Linked DNA regions of Mus musculus: regions 1, 2 and 4 are each linked to region 3. A link is a loop called in an ENCODE intact Hi-C map of the cell type or tissue named here. Cell type or tissue: heart. All regions are shown on one strand. Region 1 overlaps Kcnn3 (potassium intermediate/small conductance calcium-activated channel, subfamily N, member 3). Region 2 overlaps Pbxip1 (pre B cell leukemia transcription factor interacting protein 1). Region 3 has its middle 41 kb from the start of Adar. Region 4 has its middle 8.3 kb from the start of Kcnn3.

Evidence for each region. Peaks named below come from ENCODE experiments on the same cell type or tissue, not always from the same donor. Only the 100,000 strongest peaks of a DNase experiment are listed, where the experiment ranks them.
Region 1: a loop joins it to region 3, with 2.2 times the contacts of the local background. A loop is called at or near these places in 3 of 42 quality-filtered maps.
Region 2: a loop joins it to region 3, with 7 times the contacts of the local background. A loop is called at or near these places in 8 of 42 quality-filtered maps.
Region 4: it touches region 3 in a loop (7-fold over the local background); 26 of 42 quality-filtered maps call a loop at or near these places.

The regions. Positions count from the first base shown.
Region 1 is chr3:89,572,552-89,577,551 of GRCm38, reverse strand. All of the region lies in intron 2 of Kcnn3 (potassium intermediate/small conductance calcium-activated channel, subfamily N, member 3), which reads right to left. Among named protein-coding and RNA genes, the nearest start is that of Kcnn3, 55 kb to the right of the region's middle. In heart, a CTCF peak has its summit at 3,090; no DNase peak of the experiment used is centred here; H3K27me3 peaks cover 425 bases.
Region 2 is chr3:89,447,176-89,452,175 of GRCm38, reverse strand. Pbxip1 (pre B cell leukemia transcription factor interacting protein 1) reads right to left here. Exons shown (of 11, transcript NM_146131.2): 10 at 3,911-5,000; 11 at 1,224-3,503. The coding sequence ends at 3,410. Among named protein-coding and RNA genes, the nearest start is that of Pmvk, 9.4 kb to the left of the region's middle. In heart, a CTCF peak has its summit at 2,503 (motif pointing left); DNase peaks (open chromatin) are centred at 2,415, 2,895, 3,075 and 3,385; H3K4me3 peaks cover 838 bases; H3K27ac peaks cover 3,797 bases.
Region 3 is chr3:89,686,737-89,691,736 of GRCm38, reverse strand. No RefSeq gene overlaps it. Among named protein-coding and RNA genes, the nearest start is that of Adar, 41 kb to the left of the region's middle. In heart, a CTCF peak has its summit at 2,872 (motif pointing right); a DNase peak (open chromatin) is centred at 2,866; H3K4me3 peaks cover 487 bases; H3K27ac peaks cover 458 bases; H3K27me3 peaks cover 531 bases.
Region 4 is chr3:89,509,342-89,514,341 of GRCm38, reverse strand. No RefSeq gene overlaps it. Among named protein-coding and RNA genes, the nearest start is that of Kcnn3, 8.3 kb to the left of the region's middle. In heart, CTCF peaks have their summits at 1,902 (motif pointing left) and 3,174 (motif pointing left); no DNase peak of the experiment used is centred here; H3K4me3 peaks cover 721 bases; H3K27ac peaks cover 436 bases; H3K27me3 peaks cover 2,971 bases.

The DNA.
Region 1 (5,000 bases), 110 kb after region 3:
ATACCACAGGAGTCAGGGGCACGGATGGGTTGGAGAGTGGAGTGCACCCCAACTAGCAAAGAAGTCTGCAGGATTTGGAGATGGCTGTCTGTTTGAGGCTAGCTCTGCCTCTCATCAGCCACGTGACTTTGAATAGGTAATCTCTCCCCTCTCAGCCTCACTTCACTTATCTGTAAAATGAGACTGCTGTCAAGGATAACTGGAATCCCTCGCCCACATGAGATGAATGGACATGTGGCTTGCTGCCACTGTCGCCGTGTGTGCAGCTGCATGCCAGGCCAAGGCTTGAAACAGGACCACAGCCTGAGATACAGTGTGTTACACAGGATGGAGGTGGGGTCAGGAGCTGGATGATAAAGGATGCTTGTGCAAATGAGGGCATGAAGCAAATCTATTTTGTATCAAAGCACATAGGTTACATAGAAGGTAATGAAGTCAATTCTGATGATAATCCTTGAACCACACATGAATATCCCTTAATGCCATTGAACTGTATTGTAAAGTGGCAAATTTTTATGTTACATATATTTTACTACCATTTTTAAGAAAAAAAAATTTAAGGGCTGGAGAGATAGCTCAGTGGTTAAGAGCACTGACTCCTCTTCCAGAGGTCCTGAGTTCAATTCCCAGCAGCCACATGGTGGCTCACAACCATCTGTAATGGGATCTGATGCCCTCTTCTGGTGTGTCTGAAGACAGCTACAGTGTACTCATATACATTAAATGAATAAAAGAAAAAAGAAATAAATGACAAAATCCAACCTAGACCCAGGTCAAGTGCCCATGGGTGTCCCTCCCCTCTGGCAGGGGAAGTTTCAGAGTGATGGAATGTCTTCTAACTTGCACCAAGTCTTTTAAACAAAATAGAAATGAAGGATGGGTTCTGTCTTCTCCTAATCCAACTACTGTGTTAGAAGGATCTGAGCAGTGCCGATTTCGCCATCTTTCTTCTTAGAAACGGGAAAATGTCACTTGACTAGCTCCTTGCCCAACAGGAAACTAGAATTACCAGAATTTTCTTGGCAGCATAATGCAATAACAAGTGTATAGAAATTTCTAGACGGTAAAAACTGTGCAGTGTCTTCCCATCTTACAAATCCTCAGAGTCAGATACTGCTCGCCCACTTTAGAATCATCGAGCTCCTGCTGTGTATTAGGCATTGAAGGAGCAACTACAGAGATGGCTACTGTTCCTCTGAGTGTGCAGAGAACCTTGGTGGTGCTGTCAAAGCGCATACCCCTAGGGAAGTGGGGTTTCATAGCCTGTGGGAGGCCAGACACAGTACAGTGGGGCTAATACACATTGCTGATGGAGGATTGTCACCATTGTGGAGAGAGATCAACATTTAAATATGGTAGCTATACCCTGCAGAGTCAGACTTGTCAGTCATGGATTACTAAATAAAAACCTCAAGCTGGGCGATGGTGGCACACACCTTTAATCCCAGCACTTGGGAGGCAGAGGCAGGCAGATTTCTGAGTTCAAGGCCAGCCTGGTCTCTATAGAGTGAGTTCCAGGACAGCCACCAGGGCTACACAGAGAAACCCTGTCTCGAAGGAAAAAAAAAAAAAAAGGCAAATAAATAAATAAATAAATAAATAAAAATAAAAACCTCAGTACCAAGTATAGGATACTTCCCTATGGGGTCAGGAAGGTCCCATAGGCCCTTAATACAATCCGAGCTATTGCCATAGCTCTTTGTTCCTCCCTGAAAAACTAAACTGTAAAACCCAATTGCAGAAGGTACAACATACTTTCATTGAAGGACATAGTGAAATCAGGCAAACTTGAAAACATCCCCCCACCCTGCTGACTAACTTTCATCATGCCAGAAGGTGGTAGCCAGGCCATCCCTGCATGCTATAGTACCAATCTGCCGGATGAGATGTGCCCACAAGTGCAATAGTGGCACAAAGGTTGTAGATGTAACCAGCTGCTTTAGGGTTAGATTTGAGACTGGGTTCACAGTAAAGAATCTGGGCCTGGTGCTGGTCCAAAGTCCATGAGTCCTGAGGTCACAGGCCCTAGGGGACAACCTGTTACTGTTGTTTTGCTAAATGACATGCTGTCAAACTATCTTCCAAATATCTATGCTTAGATCCATAGCGTAGTGCTGTGCTTAACATTAGCCAAAGAATCCTCTCTGAGCAGTGGTCACAGTTAATGCAGAGATCAATAGTTAGTCATAATACTGAGAATCAATGTATACTGAGTGCTCAGCCCTAAGTGGGACCCCTATATTAATAGCCCCAAATAAACAGAGGAGGAAGATAACTGGGTATGGTGGCACACGTCTGAAAATCAGGTCAGCTCTTAGGAGGCTGAGGCAGGAAAAGCCACAAGTTCCCAGCTACTTCAAATGAAGAAATAAACAAATACACACAACATAGCAATACAAATTTGGATGAATTAACTCTGAAAAAGCCTCAGACGTGCAAGTCCCCACAGTCAGAGACAGATTTTTCATGATGTGAGCTCGCTGCCCAGGGACTTTGGAGAAGGAGGCTGGAACTGCGTGGTGGGGGAGCTTGGGCACATACCGTGATCATTCTCAAGGCTTTAAAGAAGGCCGGTCAGTTTGTTTTTGGGAAAGACTTGAGAGAAGTCTCTTTTAAACTACAAGATACCAGAGCCCCCCAAAAAACTGTCATTTTGATGGCTTTCTATTTCAACTTTGAGGCCATTAGCTAGGTGTCCAATTCTGCTTCCGAGAAAGAGGCGAGGCTGTTAAAAGAAAGATGAGGTTGTTCAAATAGGCCCCTCCAGGAGCCTCTTGACCACGCACTGTCTGTCATTGTCCTCTGAAGCTCTCAGCCACTTTCCTTCTGGTTTTTATCTCCCAGTCATCAAGTGTCCCTCAGCTGTGGTACCTTCACAGAATCAGAAGCCCCAGAGATCATTTGGCCTGATCTATCTACTTTACAACCACAAAAAAATAAATAAAAGAAAATAAAGTGGAACTAGTGGTGGCCTATCTGGCTACAGTGACCAATACTCCAGACACAGGCTATTACATCCTGTGAGCACAGAGCTCACTGGAGCCGGAGCCCTGGGGTGGGGCGGATAGGAGGCCCTTCACACTAGCTCAGTCCCCCTGGTGGTATGATGACACTTTACACTGCTGAAGCCTCCTGAACAGCACACCCAATGTTCACTCCTTTCACATAGCCCAGGGTGAAGACAACTGAGTGGTTTCCAAGGCAACCTATATTCAGGTGCTGGGGCCTGTCTCAAGCCAGTGAGGGGAGAAGAAAAGGGAGAAGTCACCTTCCACTTACAAACATAATTCCTCCCAAACTAATTTGCCCCGGAGCCCCGTCAGGATCTAGGACAGAGACTCCCAGGGCCCGGGAAGATTTTGGAAGAGTTGGCAGGAAGAATTTGCAGGGCTGGAGAGATGATTCTGTGAGGATCCTGCATGCTGTCCAAGCGTCGAGCGTGAATCCCTGGGTTCAGATCCCCAGCTCCCACCTAAAAGCTGGGTGTAGCGGCCATATGCACTTGTAAGTCCACAAAACACGTGCGTTCTGGAGATTTGCTGGCCAGTCAGCTTAGGGGAAATGATGAGAGACCCTGGCTCAAAAGAAGGACAGAGAAAGGTACCCACTGTCAACCTCTGGCCACATATAAGTGAAAGAGCACACACACACACACACATCCTCATTCATCCTCTCCCACAATTAAAGAGGCATCGTCAATGGCACACAGCAAGTGGACTTGGGAAGTCTAGAGCTGTTTATCCTGGCTGGGACAAGTCTCAACATGTCCCGGATATGGGTTTCCATACCTTTAATAAGCACGGCACACATTCTGTTAGGAAACAGTATGATTCAGGATACCCATTTCCCAGAGACAAAACTGGAGATCAGTACCAACAGCCAAGATAGAGCCTGGCCCTCCCCTCGCCCCTGATATCATGGCAGAGCAGGCATCTTAATGCCTGCTGAGTGGAACAGAGGCAGGAAGCCAGCTATGAGGCAAAAGGGTTAAGCTCGAGTGTTTAAATATTTAGAAAATAAAGACACAGTGTCACATAAAAATTGACCATCAGGGCTGATATAGTAACCATGGCGATTCATGGCCGGGGCGTGAGAAAGGCTAACCAGAGTGCAGCAGAGAGGACCAGAGAGCAGCAGTGGGCAAGACCAATTCACAAGAGTAGCCTGTTGAGACCTTTGTTTTTTGGGATACAAAACTCACGAGCCAGAACCCAGCACTGTGGACTGAGACTAGTCCAGTCTTTTGGAGATGAGTTTTCTCCACAGAAGGAAGAAAGACCGCATCTGTGTTCCGTTCACTCACTCGCTGTTCAGCCGCTCTTTCTGAGTCTCACTATGTGCTAGACAGACATCTCTTAGCTCCAATACAGTCTCCATCACCATGAAGCCCACATCTAGAGCAGTGGGGCTGACTAAAGCTAGCATTTACCATCTACCAATCAGGCATGCCGCAGCAGGCAAAGAGCTAATGCTAAGTCACAGCCTAGACAGGCTCCTGGCTTGGAGACTGGAGGTATCCAGAGACAGTTCCTAGAGGAGGGATTTGCAGGCTAAAAGTGAAGATGGTGAAGGGGCAGGTCTGTGAGGACACTCCCAGATTATAAAGCACCAACTAGGCACAGTGCAACCAACGCCACCCAGGCACTGCCCACGTGCCAGCCACTAAGTCTCCTATCTTCAAAGAAGGTGGACTGGTCCCCTGCCAAAAGCCAAGCATCTGTATTCTTGCTGCTCGCTCTCTCGCTTCCTCACTCTCTAGCCTTCTCACTCTCACTCTCTCCTTTCTTCTTTTATTGAGACATGATCTCACACTGTAGCTCAGGCCTCCAACTCTTGATCTTCCTGCCTCCTCCTGAATGCTGGGGTACAGGCATTTGTGGGTGTCTTCATGGCAGGCTCTCCTCTCTTGCTTCCTTCTCTCCAGCCCTATCAAGCACAAGCTGATCCCAAGAGAAACAGCACCGCGCTGAGTCCCTGGAACACCCTCTCCCATCTTCTGT
Region 2 (5,000 bases), 240 kb after region 3:
CATGGCAACAGCTAGCTAGTCCTGAGGTCTGTCCTTGGGCCCAGCAAAGGAGACTGGGAACAGCTCTCAAGGGTAGTATTTACCCTAACTCTCAGGAACTAATAGGGACAGACAGGACCAGAGGTGACTCACTCCACTCCACTTGTCATTCTGTCACAGGTGGAGGGTGAGAGGGAGTATGGTCAGGAGGTTGCAAGAAGCAGAGAGAGAGAGAGAGACATGGGTGGTGAAAGGCTGGGTTGCGGGCATGTGGGGAGCCTGGAAAGGCAGTGAGAACAGATGAGAAGCAGAATCTGAAGGGAGAAGTAACAGGCTATGGCCCCCGGGAAAGCAGTTTTGGGGACTGGCTAACAGAATGATGTTTTCCACTTAAACGTAGAAGGCCCTGCAAAGGGTGTGGCGGTACAGGACTGTAGTCCCAGCCTCTCGGGCCCCAGAGGCAGGAGGATTGAAAGTCTGAGGTCAGGCAGGGATATACAGTAATATCCTGTCTCCAAACAAAAATGGTAAGAGGTGCCGCTGGCAGTAAAACCTTTGCCTGCCACACAGGGCGTCCTGGGTCTGACGCTAAAGAGAAGGGGAGGGAAAAAGAAACAGGACAGGAGAGAGGTATGGGTGAGAGAAGGGAGGCAGGAGAATAAGAGAAGGGGTGGAGGAGGAGGAGGAGATATCGATATCTGAGAGGAAGAGAGGTAAGGCCTGACTACCCTCCACTCCAGCGACACCCTCACAAAGCTCCCAGGGACACTCTGAGGGCAGCAGCCCCCAGAGAAAGGATGGAAAGTCACCGCAAACACCACGAGCTTCAACTAGACGAGTCCCAGCACAGACCCTAAAGAGCCAGCAGGGCCCAGCGCAGCAACAAGCATCTCTGCTCCTAGAATCACTTTGCCCTGCGGTGCTGTCCTCCAGCCCTCAAGCAACCACAGGGCACTGCCTCCAGCCCTTCTCACACTCCATCCCACGCACTGGCCCCACCGTCAGAGGAGCGCCTGTGGTCACTCTTCAGTGTCACTATAGGTTGTGCGAGTGAGAGAGAGAGGGACCTCAAGGCCATGGTGGGTATGAGGCCCTTCCCCCATGGGGCCCCAATGTACCTGGTTCCCTGGCCCTCCCCAGCATGCCCCTTGGGTTAATGGCTCTCCTGTCCTTCCTAGCTTGGTAGTTGCAGATGCAGTTCCACTGATAAAGCCCTGAGGGTGTGAGAAGAGAAGAACCAGGCTAGAGGAACTCTGAGACTCCAAAATTTATTATCCAACATGAGCTCTTGACATGGAAACCAGAGGCCAGAGAGCCCTGTACCAACACCATCTAGGAAACCAAGGCAGGCCTGTGAATCCCCATCTCCAGACCCAGCACCCCAACATGCCAGCCTACCTGCCTCCGGCCTTGAGCTTTCACCCAGCCACCAAGGTCACCACATCTGTATAAACAGATCGATCTCTGAGGACCCTTGAGTGAGCAGCAAAAGCAGGGTTAAACCTGCCTTCCTTCTGAGGGACACTGGTCCAGAGAGACAGGGAATATAATTGTCTTTCTAAACCAGACGGCTCCTTCCTGGAGCCCCCAGCCTACAACACTGACCTGTGTAAGGTAATGTGCCTTAAGTCTAACCAGAGCTCCTGCTGCTGCAGATTCCATGCATATTAAAGGGTCTACAGGCCTAGGGCCTCACTACCTGGTTCTCATACACAATAGACTTTTATTTTCAAGAAATGTGGTGATGGGTGATCTTTTTTTGTTTTTGCGTGTATGTTTGTGTACCGTGTGTGTGTGTGCCTGGTGCCTACAGGGCCAGAAGAGAACATCAGATCCCTGGAGACTGAAGTTGCAGACATTTGTGAGCTACCATGTGGGTGCTGGGAATCAAACCTGGGGCTTCTGGAAGAGCAGCCTGTGCCCTCAGCGGCTGAGCCATCCCTCCAGCACCACACAGCAGACTGTTTAAACATTTGTGGAATGAGCCACCCTTTCTACCTGTCTTGTCTAGCACGGAAATTAAACAAGCCACTGCACTTAAAAGCCTTTTAACAGTGACATAAAAGCATTGCTAAATAATTCAAAATCGATTCCAGCACTTTCTAGAGCCTACAGTCCTGTTTTGTTTCCCTGGCTATCCTGGAACTCACTTTGTAGATCAGGCTGGCCTCAAACTCAGAAATCAGCCTGCCTCTGCCTCCCAAGGGCTGGGATTAAAGGCGTGCATCACCATTGCCCAGTAAGCTTACAGTCCTTAATCCCCTCCTTAATTGACCTGACCTGTGTGGTCACTGCCCCCTAGAGTCCCTGGGAGAGTTCCAGAGCTAGAAGCCCAGTGTGCTACCAATGGCGTAGAGGTTTGAACTGAGGGGGCGGGGCGTTCCTGAAGAATAACCAGGGGGATTCTGGGAATTCTTGAGAGCTAGTCAATGGGTAGGGTGTCTGGGGTGTGGGGTGGTGACCAGGGGCAGGAGGGAGAAGTCTAGAGAAATGTGAAGCCAGAGCGCCACCTAGTGGCTCCCTCACCTCTGCAGACCCAGGTTAGCGTGTTCCCTGTCCTCCACAGCACGCTCCAAAAAAGGGATCGATTCTTGTGTGGCAGAAACAGAATGTCTGCTTCCTTGCTTCACTGACTCCATTCCCTTCAGCTCTCTTTCTGAGGATAAGAACACCACACCACACTGCGGAGAATGACCTGGCTTGAGGCCACCCCACCTGGACTGTGAGACAATTGGTGGCTGGACTCAAGGCTAGGCTCCTTGGGGAAGGTGGGCGCACATGGGGAATGGATGGGAAGGCCGAGTGCAGTGCCTAGATTGTGCCTAAACACCAGCGTGGTGACTGCAAGGTGTTCCTTGCATTTAGGGACCACCTCAAGTGACAGAGCCCCGCCATGGTGGGACAGCTCAGGTGGGGAGGTGAAAGCCGCAAGAGGCATGGTGAGGACTCCTCAGGCTTAGGGATAGCTGTCTCCACAGCTAGCTAAACCCCAAGGCAAGTCTGGAGCTAAGTCTCTAACCAGCAGCTCTAGCACAGGGTGATAGGCTCTGCTGTGGACCCAGGATAGCCACAAAAAAATGACAGCTCTCTGACTTCAGAATAAGAGTCCTCCCCAGCAGGCTCCCAGCAGGCCCCTACATGTCACTTAGTACCCAGGGCCTTTATCTTTGCATATGTCTGCTTAGACAGTTCAGCAGCGCCAACTATGGCCTTTTTTTTTTTCTTCTTCTTCTTTTTTTTTTTTTTTTTTAGCAAAAGTGGTACCAGTGCAGGGCCAAGTGCGTTGCTCTCTTCTGTGAAGGTCATTCAAGGGCACCAACGAGCCAGGAGGGGCCCGCTGGACAGTGGGAGCATAGCTGCTAGGGTCACATAACTCCAGGCATCTTGAGCTGGGTGCATGCCAAGGCCGGCTGTTGCAGCAGGACAGGGCTCAGCCTTGGTGGTAGTGGTGCGGATGGCGGCTGTGCTCTTCCCTGGGCCCCACAACTCTGGGGTTCCAGGAGTGCTTCTCCTTCTTTCGTGACCTATGGGGGAGACAGGGAAGGAAGCAGGAAATGGCCTTTAGGAAACAATGCCACATACTGAGATAAGACCCTAAGGAGAAGGAGCCCTGTTCTTCTGGTGGAGGCCAGCTCAGGTGACTGCCACCAAGCAAGGGAGGAACCTGGGCTCCAGGATGAATCCATTGGGGGAGACAAGGGGCCCTCTATGTACAGGCAAGGTGGGGAGGGGGTCCTGGCTCAAAGGGGGACCCCTCAGGACCACTGCAGCCCCTCATGGGAAGATAGGATGTGTACCCAGAAGCCTTCTTTTTGTAAGGCCAGGGGATCAGAAATGAAGAGAGAGACTCAAGCTACAGACCTCTTCATTCAGGGCCCAACGCCTTCAAATCCCTCGGCTACTCTCTCCCACGCCCATCCCCAATTCCCACCTCTTCTTCAGGGCCTTGTCCCCAAAGAAGTGGCCGAAGACAAAGTCCTCAAAGTCATCCACTTCATCATCGTCGCCTGTCTGTTTCAGTGCCACCTCCTCCAGGCTGTCCTCCAAGGCATCCACAAAATCTCTGAAGCGAAGCCGGTCATGCCTGAAGATGCCATCTTCTCCAAAGTAAGCAGGTGAGAGGGGCAGCTGTTTGGTCAGCTGCCCGGCCCAGGGCAGCCGAGACAAGTATTCTCTCAGCACAGAGGCCAGCTCCTGCTGCCGCACAGGGGCCAGCTCCACACCAAAGAGGGCCAGGCCCTCCTGCCGGGCACAGTCGGCCACACCTGAACAGCCCTGAGGGGGTCGGTACTTGCGCCTCAGCAGCTCCTCCCAGGAGGACAGGGCGTCAGGGCTGTTGTCTTTCCCCCAAGAATGCTTCTGCCTTTCTACAGAATGGGAGTTCCCATCTTTCCTAGGGTGTACCTTGGGGTCCTGTCGCTTGCTGTCCTTTCTGCTCCCAGATTCGTCCGCCCGCAGTCTGTCCTCCCTCCAGCGCCCAGTGTGCTCCCGGCCCTCATCCCTCCAGCTCCTTTGCCTCTCCTGGCCAGACTCCTCCTTCCTCGGCTTCCAGTGCTCAGCCTTCTGATCCCTCTGCCCACCGCGCCACTTCTCCTTCCCACCCCACTCCCTGGGACTCTGGGTGTGAGGCTTCTTCTGGTGCCAGGCCTCCGAGTCATTGGGGGACCTGCCAGTGTTGATACCCTGATTCTCGAGGTCCTGCAGTGTCTGGGCCAACATGTGACCGAGTTCAGCCAGGCCAGGGTGAGCTGGGGCTCCCCGGCCAGCATCCCGCAAGCCCCTCTGCAGGTCCCAGTGCACAGACCCCAGCAGCTGCCACTGTCTCTGCAGCTCCTGCCTTAGGGCCTTGGCCTCCGCCTCAAGCTGCTTATGCTGCTCCAATAAGCTGGGGTCTGGCTCCTGCCCCTTGTGGCCTTGTTCTTTAGTGGCCTTGCCATCCTGTGGATCTCCACCCCAGTTGAGACACACCCCATCTACACCCCGGACACAGTTAGCCTCTAGCCCTTGGAGTCGGGCCCTTA
Region 3 (5,000 bases):
TTAGGGTTGCCCAGCTGGAGGCTTTGGCATCCCAGTCAAAGCAGGCATCAGTAATGGTCATCAAGCAGAGGTGCCTATCCATGGTCAGGATATCCTGTTTGCTGGGATCCCCCATGGTCACCAGAGAGTGAAAGAAAAGTAGTTTCTGCCAGTTTGACTAGGAGAGAAGGTCTAAAGGAAGCCTTCATGCCCTGTGAGAGACCTATCTTATGGGTTGGCCAGGCAGCACGGGACAGTAGGCTCTGCCTCTCCAACACACACACACCCGTGGACATGGACGTCCTTGTGAGACTCCTGAGAAGTCTTCACTCATCATTGATGTGCACTACTCCCCTCTCCTCCCCTTTCTCCCTCCTCTTTCACATCCCTCCTCCCATCCTAGTTTCTGGCTTTGTGGCTAGTTTCAGGCTGCTCTAACGCTTGTGATCATCTGCTCTCAGCTCCCTAAGAGTTGGAGTACATGTATGTCCCACCAAACAACACTTTATTGTCCTTTTCTTTAAAAAAAATGTAGTGTGTGTGTGTGTGTGTGTGTGTGTGTGTGTGTGTGAGAGAGAGAGAGAGAGAGAGAGAGAGAGAGAGAGAAAGAAAGAGAGATAGGTGTGTGGTGTGTGGTGTGTGTGTGTGGTGTGTGTATGTGTGTGTGCTTATGCCATATTCTAATCTTTCTCCCTCATGATAGAGTGCTTGTTTATCACACATAAAGTCTTAGGTTTTATCTCCAACACTGTATAATCTGGGTGTGGTGGCACTCACCTATACTTACCACTCTGAAAATGAAAGCAAGAAAGTCAACATTCAGGGGCAGGCCCAAAAGATGGCTCAGTGGTTAAAGGGACTTGCCACCAAGGTTGATGATCTGAGTTCAGTCCCCAAGACCCACAGGAGAGAACGGGTTCTTACCACATGTGCAAGCACACACACCACTCACAAAAGTTCTGATGGTTTGAATGAGAATGGCCTCTATAGGCTTATACATTGAATATGTAGTTCTCGATTGAAACTGTTTGGGAAGGATTAGGGGGTGTGGCCTTATTAAAGGAAGTGTATCCCTGGAAGTTGACTTTAAGGTTCCCAGTACTCTTGTGGATCAAGATGTGAGTTCTCAGTTGCTCCTTGTTTTGCCCTCAGGGACTTTAACTTCCTTCCTTCCTTCCTTCCTTCCTTCCTTCCTTCCTTCCTCCCTCCCTCCCTCCCTCCCTCCCTCCCTCTCTCTCTCTCTCTCTCTCTCTTTCTTTCTTTCTTTTTTTGAGACAGGGTTTCTCTGTATAGCACTGGCTGTCCTGGAACTCACTCTGTAGACCAGGCTGGCCTCGAACTCAGAAATCCACCTGCCTCTGCCTCCCAAGTGCTGGGATTACAGGCGTGCGTCACCACTGCCTGGCTGGACTTTAACTTTCTGAGGCTGCAAGCCAAATTAAAAGGTTTCTTAATAGGTTGCCTTGGTCTTTGTGTGTTATCACAGCAAGAGAAAAGTAACTAAGACACATGTAAAGTTCATACATTGGAAACAGCAGCAGGCGTGGCCACCATGCCCAGTTATGTGTTTGTGTGTGTGCGCTGTGTGTGTGTTGAATAGATAAATGTCACATGTATAGACAGGTGTACTCACATGTAATGCCCAGAAGTTGACATCTGGATAATTTCTCCAAACACTTCTGGGCCTCTATTTATCAATTTGGGGGCAGTCTCTCACTGAACTTTGCCATTTTGGATAGAATGGCCATCAAACCCCCAGGATCTGCCTGTTTCTAACTCCCAAATCTACATCACAGGCAGCATAACCAGACCTGGCTTTTATTTGGATGCTGGAGATTTGAACTCAGGCTTGTGCAATAAACATTTTACCCATTGAGCCAACTCCTTGACTCCTGGCTTAAAATATCCTATTCTTCATCAAGATTTCTATTTTATCTGCATCTATTTAGGTTCATATTTCTTATTTTATTCAGTGAGTTTTATTATGTTACTGTATTATTTGTTTTGATGTTTTAATTGAAGATTTGTCCCTGAGAAAGCCTCCACACTAGCCTCCCTCTTCACACACACACACACACACACACACACACACACACACACACACACCTTCAGTTCTACAAAGGGACACTTTATTCTACAAGCTAGAAGTATTCCCTATATCTTTCTGACGTGCTCCAATTATTAACCAATGTCTAAAAACCTTTATGAAAGGCTGAATTAGCTGTATATAGAATTTGGCTAATTGCATTTGCTCAGAGTGGTATTTTCTGTTAAAGCGAAGTATCCTGAGAGAATGTTAAATCACAAGGCAGGAGAGGATATAAATGAAAATGCTGATTTATCAATGGGAGCTCTTGGAGTGTCTGGTCTATCAGGAGAAATGAAGCCATCCCATGTTTTCCCCTCTAGGAGATTATAATTAGAAGCTGAGCCTTTGCACAGCATTTTAAAGTTACTCTTAATTTTCAGCTTCTCATTAAAATGTATATTTGTTGTCTGGGAAGACTTATTAATAGTTCTGCAAACTCTCTGCTGCTTGTTAGGAACAGATTGTATATGTAAATAGGCTTTTCAGGCGCTTGAGAGCAAACACCTCCCTCGTCGGGGCTGTACACTTGGAGAATACTAACCAGGGGGCATTGTGCAGCGCCGGTCCCTCCGGGGGCATCGTGCAGCGCCCGTTCCTCCGGAGGCATCGAGCAGCGCCGGTCCCTCCGGGGGCATCGTGCAGCACCCGTTCCTCCAGTTCTTTGCCAGCACCTTGAGGGCGGCTCCTTCAGCAGCATCACCTCTAAATCTGCCTGAAGCCATCAGGGACGACTGCTCCTAGAAACCCAGGAAATGCTGGCTTGGGTGGAGCCCGTGGTCCCGCAGGCACTTCCCTTCTGTCCACCGGATGGCAGCATTGAGTCAGGGCTGCAGCCTGGCAAGGACTGGCTCTGGGAAGATAGAAAGACCAGGTTTCTTCCTGAGAGAACCAGGTTCCTGTGTTCTCCTAGGCAAGCCTCTAAAACCACATAGAGTGAGGTTTGCCCACCCCACCTTCGCTGCGCCGGGTAAACAATGACAGCATTGTGGTGTATTCGGTGTCGATTTCCTTGAGAATCCGAGGATACATCTCAGATAGGCTTTCAAGGTTCAGACTTAGAAGGTGCAATTGGGCAAGCAGGCTGAATTCCCTAGCTCAGTTCATGTAGAAGCCATTGAATGTAAAGGATTAATGGCGTTATTTAATGAGAGGCTAGGGGTACTTCTCAGGAAGAGAATGCCTGCCAAGCATTGCAAAAGCAAGACATACCCTACAAACACTCAGGAGAATAGAAGAAAAAACTGTTGGGTGTCTGTCTGCTTTGCCTTTACCCTAAGCCTAACCGTGAGCTAGCATCAGAACTTCATGGAAGGACTCCTTAAAGCACAGATTGCTGGCTCCATCCCCAAAGCTCTTCACTCAGTAGACTTAGGCTAGGGTCAGCTTATTAGCATTTTAACAAGTTTTCTGGTGATGTTGATGCAGCTGGACCAGGGAATTGGTCCATTTAATCACATTTAATCCTCAGCAGCCCTTTGATATAAGCATTGTCCTTTTGCAGATAAGAAGCAAAAATACTTGAGGCTAGGGATGTAGTCTAATGGAAGAGCTAGACAAATTCCCTTCACAGGCTAAAATATGTGCCTTGTTGGTCTGACTCCCAAAACCTCCCTCCGTGTACTGCACATGTACTTTGGCGGTTCCTCTGAGTGCCATGGTTTCCAAACACATAAACATGGGACAGATATCGGTTCTGACAGTTGGAGACTTTAAGAGTTTAGCACTTTATCTTTGGAGTCGCTCAGGGTGAAAGCTACGAAGGTGCCGAGCAGGCGTGGCAGACTTGCTTCTGTGTGCAGGATGCAGCTGTTTGCGCTGTCTACTGAAATGTCTTTGGAAATGAAGTGTTGATACTGTTCAGTATTTCGGCCCCCAAACCCTAACCGTGGATCTGGAAGACGGTGTGAAAATGAGGCAGAAGGAAGAAACTACAGAATCTGTGAGCTTACCCATGGAGGGGACACAGTTTGCCTGTGGAAATGAGCAACTAAAATTGGGTGGCCTTTCCCTAGCGGGGATTTGACATAATAATGACTCTTCCACAGAGCCCTGTGTCATCTGGGCTGGACTGAGCAGAGGCTCAGTGTTTGCTCTCCAGGTGACTGATGCTTTCTTCCATCAATTCCCCAACTCTAGATCCACAATCAAACCTGAGCTCTCAGAGGCAATATTTGGAAATAGTATTTGTGAAGACAGGGTGGGGGTGGGAAAAAGACATGGAAAATAGAATGGAGGGGGAGGTGGAAAGAGGGATGGAGGGAAGGAGGGAGGGAGGGATGAATGGAGGGAGGGAGAGAAAGAGGGAGGAAGGGAGGGAAGGCAGGCAAAGGCAACTTTTAAAAGGGCTTATTTTGGCTCTGAATTCCAAGAGGACACAGTCCATGGTGACAGCAAAGTGTGGCAAAAGGAGCATCAGGAAACGGCCACAGTGCATCTATAGTCAGAAAGTGTGAACCAGGAAGAGCCATGGATCCTGGTTTGAGCAGGTAACAGCACAGTACATCTTGATGGGGGGTGGGGGGAGGGGCGAGGGCCAGGATGCAGGGACGCCTGTTCATCCCATGGTAAACTTGTTCTTCCTTGCTTAGGGTGAGCGTGCTCATCTCACTTTCTCCTTCTTTGGGACCCTACCCAGGAGATGACGACATCCACATTGAAGGCGAGACTTTCCACCTCAACGAACCAGAATCTAAACATTCCCTCACAGACATGTCCAGAGATCAGTTTTCATGGTGATCCTAAATCCTACCAAGTTGATGACAAGACTGGCATCACAGTGTCCAAACACCTGGAAGAGAGAAGTGTCTACCCGGCAGGGATTGAGAATAAAGCATATGGCCGGGTGTGGTGGCGCATGCCTTTAATCCCAGCACTCGGGAGGCAGAGGCAAGCGGATTTCTGAGTTCGAGGGCAGCTTGGTCTACAAAGTGAG
Region 4 (5,000 bases), 180 kb after region 3:
TTGGTGAGTATACATATCCTATAATGTTTCTTTCCTCTGGGTTCCTCTACGCTCAGACTCTGAGGTGAGGTATGTTAAAACTTAACTATAGGGCTGGAGAGATGGCTCAGTGGTTAAGAGCACTGACTGCTCTTCCAGAGGTCCTGAGTTCAATTCCCAGCAACCACATGGTGGCTCATAACCATCTGTAGTGGGATCCAATGCCCTCTTCTGGTGTGTCTGAAGACAGTGTCAGTGTACTCATATAAAAAAAATCTTAATGATATATAAATATATAAATAAATCTTTTTTAAAAATTAACTATAACCTATTTACCACCTGAAGACTAAGGTATGATAACTACAGTGCCTTCTTCCTCCGGCCACCAAGCCACACACTAACACTAACTAAACACCTATGCATGCCAAGGAATCACACAACACCCTGCTTTGCTAAACAAAAATTAAACTTAGTTTAGGCACCACTGTGATGGGGACAGACCTATGACCTGTCCACACCTGGAGCATTTTCTGGGACTTGCTCTGTGCATATGTGATGCCAACAGCCAGGGGTCAGGTCAGCGTACCCATTCTACTGCTGGAAAAATGGGGTCAAGACAGCAAGCAGCTAGCTCTTGCTTACAGGAGGCAAGAGGCCAAGCTACAAACCAAAAAAGTCACATCTGTTGACTCCACCCTATCTCTGGGCTCTTTCCCTTCCAGGAAGGCATGTCACTTCCCTATGTTTGTCACTCCTGTCCCAGACCTCACAGGAGCCTCTCTGATGACAGGAGAGGCTCTAGGGAGAAACACTGAGTCTGCCATGGCTGTAAAGGTCGGCTGGTCCCTCCCTAGTGAAAAGATGGGAAGGGGTATCTGGGCAAAGTCCTGGGAGGAGCCATGGGCTGGACCCCACCCCGGTGGCTTCCAGCTGCCATTTTCTTCTGCCAGCAATCGTAAGGAGCACATCTCAGCACTCAACTTATAAAGCCAGACCCTTCAGGTCTCCTGCCACCACTGGCTGTGAAGACCAGATATATTATTAAATGCTTCTCACGAACCCTTCCTCTCTGGCGCTTCGGCGTGAGAACTTACTGTTCTGGACAGATGAATCACTCCAGATGGGAGCAGTTGTCTGCGGGGTCAAGGTCAAATGAAAGGTGTTGGCACTGTGACGGGAAAGAAGTGTGTCTAGGGAAAAGGCTGGGAAACAGGCACAGAATGCCAAGATTCTGTCACCGTGGTGGCCTGTTGGGTTCCCGGTGGTAGCACATACACTCGGTAAACAGGGTCACCATATGGACTGAGAAAGCCAGTAGCTAACAGAGGCTCATATAGACCCCTGACTAGAGAGGGCTTCATCCCAGAGCTTAGAACTATCCAAAATGGTGTCTTCTTGAGGCCAAATCAAGGAGAGATCCCTTCACCTGCCAGACTGGCTGTCTTGTAGACAGTGAGGACTTCCGGCAAGAGAAGGGCTTCTTCGCCTGGGTGGCATTCATAGCTGCTGGATTCTTAGCATTTGTAGCAGTGCCTACCGCAGAGCATGCTCTTATTAAAATATACTGAGGAAATTGGCTGCTTGGCCCCAGCTCCAAAATGATAGAGGAAGAAAGTCTCTAACAGTTTCCAAGACACAAAGGAGGCCCCAGTACCACCCAAGGTACTAGAGCCAAGTAGACAGGGCCTGACAGGAAAAGAGCGCTCTGGGGAACAACTCTCTTGCAGAGAGAGTAAGGAACAGTTGTGGGACCTGACTGGGGTTGCCCTGAGCCTGCTGAACCCACCACAGCAGATCTGTCAGGTAAAGAGCAAAGGGCCTGGAGGCTTGTACACCAGATACAACTCTGAGATTAGACCCTACTGACTCCAATTTGCTCTGCTCTCCCACCTAGGGTAGAGCAACCTGTGGAGGGTTTGTGCAGAATGTGGTGCCCTCTGCTGGTGGCACATAGACTTGCACTCCAGGCAGCTTGGGGGACACACACACACATGCACACACTCGCACACAGGTGCCCCTTACGCCCAATCCCAACTAGCCAACTCAACAGTCAGCATCCTTCTACAAAGACCCAAGAACTAAAGTGGATGCCAGGAGCCCTTGTGCTATTCTGAAAAAATAAGCTTTCTTTGAGGTGCAGGGGGGAAAGGTCTCACTGTGTAGCTCTCGATGACTAGAAACACACTATGTAGACCGTGTTGGCCTCAAATAGCACAAAGGTAGCTCCTATCTATCGAGACTCGATACACGGTAGAGAAGGTGTGAGCCCCGATGCTCTATGAGGACAGCACAGTGCCTTTGAGTGGGAAGGCTGGACAGGAACACAGAGCTGCCTCAGGCCCACACTTACTTGAAAGAAAAATAAGCTGGGAGGGAAGTTCATAAAACCCACACATCTTAGGACAAGCTGGGTGCCCAGGTCTCTTTGGCAAGCCCTCTTCCCCTGACCTTGATCTTGGTTTTACTTGGACGTATAGCAGCAGTCCCACCCCTACCCCTGCCTCAGCATCTCCTGCCCTGTTGCCCTTACAACCTCAGCCTCATGTAACCACTGCCGCACGAGGAAGGAAGCCCCGACATCCCTCATACACCCAAGAGCACACCCAGGACCAAGGCCCCAGATCCAGTGCGCTGCTGAGATGCGGGCCAGACAACGCCTGCCTATCCCTTCCCTCGCCTCCCTTCACTCCTGGTAAAGGTGAAAGCCAGAGGGTTGCTATGGACACGCGGCTGCGCTCTCCCTCCTCAGCAACAATCCGAAGCTGTCCTCCCTGCTGGAGACCAGGTCTCTAATTGCCAAGCCTAGGAGGCAGCCTGGATGCTTCAGGGAGGGACTGGGTGGCTGAGAGCCCGAGGATTAGACGGGCTGTGGCAGGAACGAGAGAGTGACAAGACGGAAATCACCTGAAATTGGAAGCAACAAGCTTGACCCGTGTCGGGAGACTGACAAAACCAATGTTGATTCAGCCAGAATTAGAAAAGCAATAAGTGTCTAAACAGGCTCCCTGTCAAATCGGACACTTAATCACTCTGGCCAGTGTCTCTCAACAGGACACTGGGAGGAAGAGAGGGCTGAGAAGTCGAGAGCTGGGGACAGAACAAGTCTGTGGGAAGACCTTCCACAGCCTTCTTACTTACACAAAGCAGCCACAGTCCAAGTGTTTCTGGGTTAGGTTCCTGGCCACTGCGCCACCCTGTGGACAGAAGTACCCCAGATTGCCACATGCCCCCTCGTTTGAACAACCAAGAACAGCTCATCATCACCAATGCTAGCCACTCCCTTACCAGCCATGGGCTCAGAACAGTCCCTGCAATGGGCTCCCACTATATGGCTATTGACTTTAATCTTGCCACCACCACAAGACCAGAGGACATCACTGTTCTAAAACTCCCCTCTAGGACACTGCCACTCTACTCTGTTCCCAGCTGTAAGAGCAGAGATTCCCCTCCACAGAGAAGTCACCACAGCTGCCACCTGTTCTCCAGACTAGAACAAGACCTTGCCACAGACTCAAGACTCATGTTGAGCATCCTAACCAGAGACACCAGCTGCTGGACAGGACCAAGTGACTTCATGTCCCAGAACCTTCCAGAAGAGGGCATAGAGGAAAGCATGCTGGCCCTAAAAGTCACTGTGCATGAATTCCAGGGTGGCCTTCTGGGAGCCACATTGTCTCATTCAGAGCCTGTATAGGTGACTCAGCACAGGCATAAGGAGGACGAGGCCAGTTATGCCCGGTTACCACCTCTCCCCCATCACTTCTTGGAAGACAAGACTGTGAATAGATAGAGACGGGAGAAGGAACAAGATGTGTGTGCACGTACATGTATGTGTGCGGGTGCATATATGTGTGTATGACTAAAGCTGTGTGTAAAGAGGCTGGAGACGACACAGGGGAAGGGACCTAAGACGTTTCTAACGGAACCACTTGCCAGGAGCTCTCTGTATGAAGTTGCCCCCATTTATAGTGACACTGGCATGCAGAGCTGGGGACCTGCCCCGACCCAACACTGAGTCCAGACTCGGGCCCACCCCTGTCTTCACTCCTTCCCATCTGGTACTACAAAATCACACGTCGGAGGGGGGATAGGTAAGGCTGTGTGTTTCAGAAAGAACGAGTGCCAAGTAAAAGCCATTATTCCAGCTGGGGAGGTTTTTTCCTATCATTAGGAAACCTTGCCTTCTCTGATTGTTTCCGAAACGGTGTTCCCAGGGCCATTTTGATGACAAATTGCTGCTCCCACAATCCTGTGGCCCCATTCTGGGAACTCCTGGGCAGCCTGCGGAGTGCTAATCCTCTTTTCTCAGAGCAGAGTTTTCTTCCTTCCTCAAGTGATTAAGCCCGGCAGCCCCCACAAACTGGCAAATGTGAGCCCCCTGGGGCAAGAAAAGCCAGTGGCTTGTTGCATCTTGCCTTTTCCATCTGAGCCAAGGGGGCCGGAGAAAGGGCAAGGAAAGAAAGCAGGGCAAATCCTGGCCAGCAGCTCCCAGTATCCACCATCAGTTGTCTAGTGTAGCCACCTCCAGCAATGGAAGCCTTGACTGTGGTGGGGGTGGGGATGGGGCGGCTTCGGCATCTCCTGACAAGGGTCAGACAGGTCATCAACTTCCCCATGCCTGTGGAGAGGTTCAGGCTGCCTGGCACTCCATCCTCAGCTGAGCAAAACTACTGTTGGAGGAGCAGCCAACAAGAGACCCTGAGTTTGGGCTTAGGAAGTTGATTTGGGTACTGCTAGCAGTAGAAACAAAGGAAGAGTAAATATCTGTTAGTCTGGCCAGTCAGTCGCAACAAGAGACCCTGAGTTTGGGCTTGGGAAGTTGATTTCGCAACAGAAGAGACTGGCTCCCTAGAAGTAATGAATGTGACATGGCTAAGGACCTAGGAAGGTTTGGGGGGCTGTTTGGGTTTTGTTTTGGTTGGTTGGTTGGTTGGTTGGTTAGTTGGTTTTCAAAATATTTATTTCATACGAGTGTTCTGTCTTCAGACACACCAGAAGAGGGCATCGGATCTCATTACAGA